Linked DNA regions of Homo sapiens: region 1 is linked to region 2. Evidence: chromatin contacts called from ENCODE Hi-C or POLR2A ChIA-PET data. All regions are on one chromosome and are shown on one strand. Each heading gives the region's core, a stretch centred on a gene start or an enhancer-like site at or near the end of the contact. The rest is flanking DNA. Distances are from core to core; before and after follow the strand shown.

What was found. A loop is a pair of places that touch in the nucleus more often than their neighbours do. ChIA-PET counts read pairs that join two places held with the same protein, here RNA polymerase II (POLR2A).
Region 1: POLR2A ChIA-PET joins it to region 2 with 14 read pairs in activated T-cell. The contact joins two enhancer-like sites. A Hi-C loop is called at or near these places in 1 of 168 maps with a recorded cell type or tissue (heart left ventricle). POLR2A ChIA-PET finds 5 or more read pairs at or near these places in 4 of 52 experiments (AG04449, AG04450, CD8-positive, alpha-beta T cell and 1 more).

The regions. Positions count from the first base shown.
Region 1 is chr12:1,348,259-1,351,767 of GRCh38, forward strand. All of the region lies in intron 15 of ERC1 (ELKS/RAB6-interacting/CAST family member 1), which reads left to right. Among named protein-coding and RNA genes, the nearest start is that of LINC00942, 150 kb to the right of the region's middle. Within about 2 kb of position 2,098, at least 6 of the 41 ENCODE cell types and tissues checked have a DNase peak (open chromatin) inside an H3K27ac peak, as active enhancers do.
Region 2 is chr12:1,288,148-1,291,349 of GRCh38, forward strand. It overlaps ERC1 (ELKS/RAB6-interacting/CAST family member 1), which reads left to right. Exons shown (of 19, transcript NM_178040.4): 15 at 1,705-1,865. Among named protein-coding and RNA genes, the nearest start is that of LINC00942, 210 kb to the right of the region's middle. Within about 2 kb of position 1,789, at least 2 of the 41 ENCODE cell types and tissues checked have a DNase peak (open chromatin) inside an H3K27ac peak, as active enhancers do.

The DNA of each region.
Region 1 (3,509 bases), core at 848-3,347, 60 kb after region 2:
TGCTACTCTTGTTTCCAAAAGTGTTTATATTTATTCATTAAAGAACTTTTGTTACTGAATTCTTTTTAGGAAACTTAGTGAACCATACACTGCCTGTATGGCCAATGATGAAGAATCAGCTTAAGGGGAAAAAATGTATAATGTCCAGCCAGGCGCAGTGGCTCACGCCTGTCATCTCAGCACTTTGGGAGGCCGAGGCGGGCAGATCACTTGAGGTCAGGAGTTCGAGACCATCCTGGCCAAAACCAACATGGTGAAACCCCGTCTCTACCAAAAATACAAAAATTAGCTGGGCGTGGTGGCAGGCGCCCATAGTCCCAATTACTCGGGAGGCTGAGGCAGGAGATTTGCTTGAACCTCGGAGGCAGAGCTTGCAGCGAGCCGAGATTGTGCCACTGCACTCCAGCCCAGGCAACAGAGTGAAGACTCCATCTAAAAAAAAAAAAAAGTATAATGTCTCACAATATAATGCAACAAGATTTCCTACTCAGGACTTACAAAGACCTGTGTCTCTTAAAATACACGGGTCACCGGAATGTAGGTTTTTTGGTAAGTGCTGAGCATTCCTATATTCATTTCCTTCCTCTGTTTTATGATTCACTGGAAAGCTTCAAGCCTTGAAATATTTCTGATTTGATTTTTGCAATATACTTTTTCTTCCCATTGCCATGCTCGTATTTCTGCACACCTCATGTGCTTATACAGTCCAATCATTTTGATGACTTGGGGAGGTGTGAAGAGGCTGAGCTAGACTTCATATTTTCTCCTGTCCCGTGTTCTTATTGTAAAGGAATGTAGTAATGCACTGTGTCTTTTTTGTGTCTGTTGTTGGCTACATGTCCTCAAAACATATTCAACAAGTAGACGTCTATTGAAAAGAAATTTTCCTAAGTTGTCCCCAAGAAAACGACGACACTGGAGTCAGTTCCGTGTTTATAACAGAGTCCCAACACTTGTTTTTCTCCAGGGTTTCTACAAGAAGAAGCATAAAACAGTGTTAGTATGTGACTGACCTTTGGCTTCAAGGCTTCAGTAAATCCGTAAAGTGAGATTGATTAGGATTAATAGCTTTTTGTCCTAGCTAAAAAGTGTTCGAGATCTTGGCTTAAAAAGAGTTCTTTTTGGCCGGGCACAGTGGCTCACGCCTGTAATCCCAGCACTTTGGGAGGCCGAGGCGGGCAGATCATGAGATCAGGAGTCCAAGACCACCAGCCTGTCCAATATGGTGAAACCCTCTCTACTAAAAAATACAAAAATTAGCCAGGCATAGTGCCATACGTCTGTAGTCCCAGCTACTCGGGAGGCTGAGGCAGGTGAATCGCTTGAACCCGGGAGGCAGAGGTTGCAGTGAGCCGAGATCATGCCACTGCACTCCAACCTGGACGACAGAGTGAGACCGTCTAAAAAAAAAAAAAAAAAAAAGTTATTTTTGATACCTTGGAATGTGTTGGCCGTTTTAGGTGCTTCCAGCATTTTATTCAAAGAGTTGAGAACATAAAAGGATAGCTTGATTATACTTAGACCTTAAAAAACTTTTAGGAGTTCATCAAACACATAACCTTTACAACTGGTTAGACTTCCAGCTTTCCTAAACAAGAGTATGGCACTCTTGCCAGTGTTGGTTTAAAGTACATGTAATTTACATAAAATAGCACTGACTGCAGCCTAGGTCTCTAAGCAGAGAATGCTCTGACAACTTTGTCTCCAGGTCCACTCTACTGTTCCTTATTGAGGAGGGAAACCAGGTTCACAGTGTTGTGCTTTCTTCTTTTGGCACCAAAAGGGGCTCCTCCTGGTTTATGAGTTTTAAAGGATGAGGGAAAAATTCATCATGGGGGATGTTATTTTCCTCAGTGGGTAAGTGAAGTCAGGGAAAAACAGAAAACAATGGAGATAAGAGGATGGGATGCGTTCAGTTTATTCTGTTGTTCTCACCACAGTAATTGACTCAGAAGGGACTCATTCTGAATTTAGTATCTAGTGTTAAAAGAACAGGCCTGGGGCAGGCGGAGGCCAGCACTGAGACACAGTGGTGGGTTGAGACCTATTGTATTTTTTAAGTTGTTCCAAGGCTGTCCAGGTGTCCTGATTTAAAGCCTGCTTCTTAAGTCAGGAAATTGTATCTTGTTCTGAGGTTTACTGTAATAAAGTACACAGTCCTAGGGGATGGTACTTCTGGCTCCATGAATCACTTTACAGGCTGGCTGTACTGACCCAAGCCTCATGATTTATTTATGCCATACCACAGTAGGAATGGCAAATATGTAAGCCACACATGGTCTATGGGATGGGCCTTTAACTGGGAAACTGCCATAAATCCGTGAAGTCAGGTAGGACAGAGCCAGCAGGAGCTCATGTCGTGTACAAGATTTCTTCCTGTTTTATAGGGACTTACAGTTCTAGAGCTAATTAAGTTCATCCTCCTTAGAGTGTATCTGTCTTAGTCTGTTGTGTGTTGTTATAAAAGAATATCTGCGCCTGGATAATTTATAATGTAACAAGGTTTATTTAGCTCATGGTTCTGTGGGCTAAGAAGTTCAAGGGCATGGCCCTGGCTTCTGGCAAGGGCTTTCATGCTGCGTCACAAAACAGCAGAGAAGGTCAAAGGGGAAGGGGACACATGCAAACAGGAGAACCTGAGGGTCCATCCTGGCTTTATCACAACCCACTCTCCTGGGAACTAATCTGTTCCCTGCAATACCTAATGCAGTCTTGTCAGAGTGGGAACTCACTCACTACCACAAGATCAGCACCAAGCCATTCCTGAAGGATTCATGCCCCTGTGACCTGAACACCTCCCATCAGGCCCCACCTCCCAACACCATCATACTGGGAATCAAATTTCAACATGAGTTTTCGTGGGGACAGACAAACCATATCCACACCATAGTGATATCCTTGGACTTTTTGTGTGCTGTGTTTATCCAGTCTTTGATTTACTGCTTACAAATCTAAAGAATAGCTCTGAAATATAGTCTAGTCCTATTGTCACTGATATTTTCTCTTCGATTTATTTCTATAAAGTGTTGCCCATGTTTTTCAAATAATTTCTATGTTTTGAGTAAATACTAAGGAGTGCGATGGCCAGATCTTAAGAGTATGTTTAGTTGTGTACAGAACTGCCAAACTGTCTTCCAAAGTGCTGTACCATTTTGCGTTCCCACCAGCGGTGAATGAGAATTCCTGTTGCTCAGCATTCTTGCCATCATCTGGTAGTGTGTGTTCTGGATTTTGTCCATTGTGGTAAGTGTGTAGTGGTATCTCATTGTTCTCATATGCATTTCCTGATTACGTATGATGTGGAGCATCTTTTTGTATGCTTATGTGCCATCTGTATATATTCCTTGGTGAGGTGTCTGTTAAGGTCTCTGGTGCATTTTCTTCCTTTTATCTTGTTTTATTTTTGTTTTTTATAATATTTTCAATTTTTAATTGATACAACATAATTGTACATATTTATGGGGTACATAGTGATGTTTTAATACATGCAGTGTATCATAAGGCCCATT
Region 2 (3,202 bases), core at 539-3,038:
TACCCAGTTTTAGATAAAATTTTACATGAATTAAACTGATAAAATGGAATCAATGGTATATGTTCATGTAAAGCTTGCAGATATGCAAATACATATCCCAGTATATTACATAGCAATATATTCTCTTTTTTGTTTGTTTGTTTGTTTAGTAGAGACAGGGTTTTGCCATGTTGGCCAGGCTAGTCTCGAACTCCTGACCTCAGGTGATCCACCGGCCTTGGCCTCCCAAAGTGCTGAGATTACAGGCACGAGCCACAGCGCCCGGCCGTAACAATATATTCTTATGGCAACTGGGACTGTGAGGATGCTGTTAGCTGAAGACATTTAACTTGCTCACTTCTGGAAGGATAAAAAAATTCAGGTGCCAAAAAAACTAAATGCATTTGCTTACTATCATTGTTTAACAGCTGTTACCAATCAACGTGGAAACTTTGTTTAGGTAGGAAGCACTAATTTCCAAGGGTCAGTGAAACAACTTTGATTTGTCATGCTGATTTTTGACTCTAGGTTTCTCTGTTTTAGTATCACACAAATGGGGTTTATGTAGGAGTCAATGAATGGCAAATGCCCCACCTCTACCTGCCCTACCTTCTACTTCTGAAAAGACTGGTTATTACCAAGATTATTTCTTGGCAATTAACAACCTAACATAAAGTCTTGTAATTGATGCAGTTGGCTGTTTGATTACATTTGCTTCTGAATTAAAATGAACAAGTTTATTTAAATAATTCTGATTTGGTAGCCACCTGGAATAAGTGGAAATTACTGATAAAGTACTTACCTTGCTCTCTTAGTTTCTTTTCCTTATGTTTTAGCATTTTGTCTGTCTTCTCTGGTGGCTTTTTGTTTGTTGTTTTTCAGGTCTGTTGCTGTCAAGGCTTTTTTTTTTTCCCCATGTCATTTTTAAAGCATTCTGTCTCCTTTCTATCTGGTATGTACACACACACACACACACACACACACACACACACACACACACACACATAACTATATAGGTATATAGGGATATATTTCCTTCCTGCCTATATAATATATAGTATATATATAATATATATATATACACTGCCTATGTAGTATATAGGTATATATATGCCTGTATAGTTATATAGGTATATAGGGTTATATTTCCTTCCTGCCTTCCTTAAAAAAGAAACCCTACCTACCTGGATTTAGAGCAAGAAATTGTCTGATTGAATTCTAGCAGTTTCTTTAAAAAGAAATTCTTCTTAATGATGTAAATAGGAAAATTTTAGTTTAGAGGACTAAAAATTATTCGTCTATGTATACAGGAAATCTGTTATTTGCCAAGTTTATGTCTTTTATTTCCTAAAATCGTTCTGTATATTTTTTTATATTTGTATTGTATTATTTCCATGGAAATTTCTGGGTCATTTCCAAAGAACTTCCTTAAAAGGTATTGTCTGTGGCAGCGTGCGACTTCTTAAACTGATAACTTGTATGCCCTTGCATGTATTAAGTTCTTTCTGACCTAAGCTGAAAAGAATTATACTGTAGGGATGTTATTATCTGCTATATTGATTCTTGATATATACACACACATAACTGATCCAGAAAGAGTACAGAATTTTCAATGTGTTCCTGCGTCTCTTCAATTTTCTGGACCCAGGAGTTGCGTGTTACCCAGGTCCTCTGACTCTGATTGATCAAGACACTCTGTTGTTCTCTTTCCCATATTTATGATAGGTGGAGGAGTTACTGATGGCCATGGAGAAGGTAAAGCAGGAACTAGAATCCATGAAAGCAAAGCTGTCCTCCACCCAGCAGTCTCTGGCAGAAAAGGAAACTCACTTGACTAATCTTCGGGCAGAGAGAAGGAAACACTTAGAGGAAGTTCTGGAGATGAAGTAAGTGTTTGTAGTCTTATTCTTCAAGCATATGCTTAGTGGAAATACTTTTTCTCCCTGCATTCATCTTCTGGCTCTGTGTTTTACCCCAATACACTTACTTAATTTTAGTGCTAACTTGTATTTCTCACTCTCTAGAATAAATTTGGTCAAAGGTGGAACAAATCCTGATCAAATAGAAATATTTTTGGTTCCTCTTTAATGATTTTTAAATCCTCTGGCTTATACATATCTGTGTGTAATTACCTCTCTGAAATTCCTAAAATCTTCTGGAAAGTTCAGGCAAAATGGCGAGCTTACTGGGGAAGAGGGCTGTTGGTTCTGAGGTTGTATGAAGACTAGGCAATTTTTAAACACATTTTTTATTGTAAACATTTCCAAAGGTACACACAGGTAGAGAGAATGAACCCCCATATACCTGTCTCCAAGATTCAGTAGTTACCATTTTGCCACACTGGAAGCCAATTTTTAGAAAATTGTCACTTTTAGCAGAGCTTTGCTATACACATTTTCCTGCTTCCCCCACATTTTGTAGGTTGCTGAGACCATAATCTGTTGTGAAGCATGTATACATCTGCTAATACATAGTAGATGTTTCTTTTACTTCTCAGTGACCTTCTGTTTAAAACAAACATGTGTCTTTTGAAAATCCAGTTGTACCCTCTCATTTACCATTCCTAATCCTTCCCCTTACCTAAAGACCCTACTGCTATTTTACTGAAACCAGGTCTATCCTGGGATCCCTCAGTTACCCTCAGTTACCCTCGTTCTGTGAGCAGTTATCTTTATTTTTGTTGTCTTCTTTTCTGTCTCAGAGAATAGGTTTTTTTCTCCTTCATAAGGCCAGATTCTTCTTTCTGTCACAGATTTCAAGTCCCCGCCTCAGCAGCCTTTCACTGTCAGTTCTTTCTCACGTGACCCTTGCTCACTTCTTCTCTGCATAAATGCACAGTCTGTCTTTGGCCTAAAATAAAATTTTTTCACTCCAACTAGTGCTTTAAACTGACATCAGTTTACTTTTCTGCTACTTTGAACTATCAGTAAACTTTGAATACCTGAATAATAGAGCTGTACAGAATCTTGCCATAATACCTTAGCATGAATTCTCATGGGACATGATGATTGTGATATTGTGACTGCAACCCAAGAATGTTGAGGTGTCCTCTGTGCTTTCACGTTCTTGGGCTATAGTGCAAGGCTACGAGATTCTGTCCTTTTAGAAAAGCATTATGAGTGATATGTCTTGGAAGTAATGTGTAAGTGAAGCCGGAAGTGGATTGGCATAGGGGGAGAATTAAGAGAGGTTAGAGTTCCGAGTAGCATCATCAGAAAAAAGC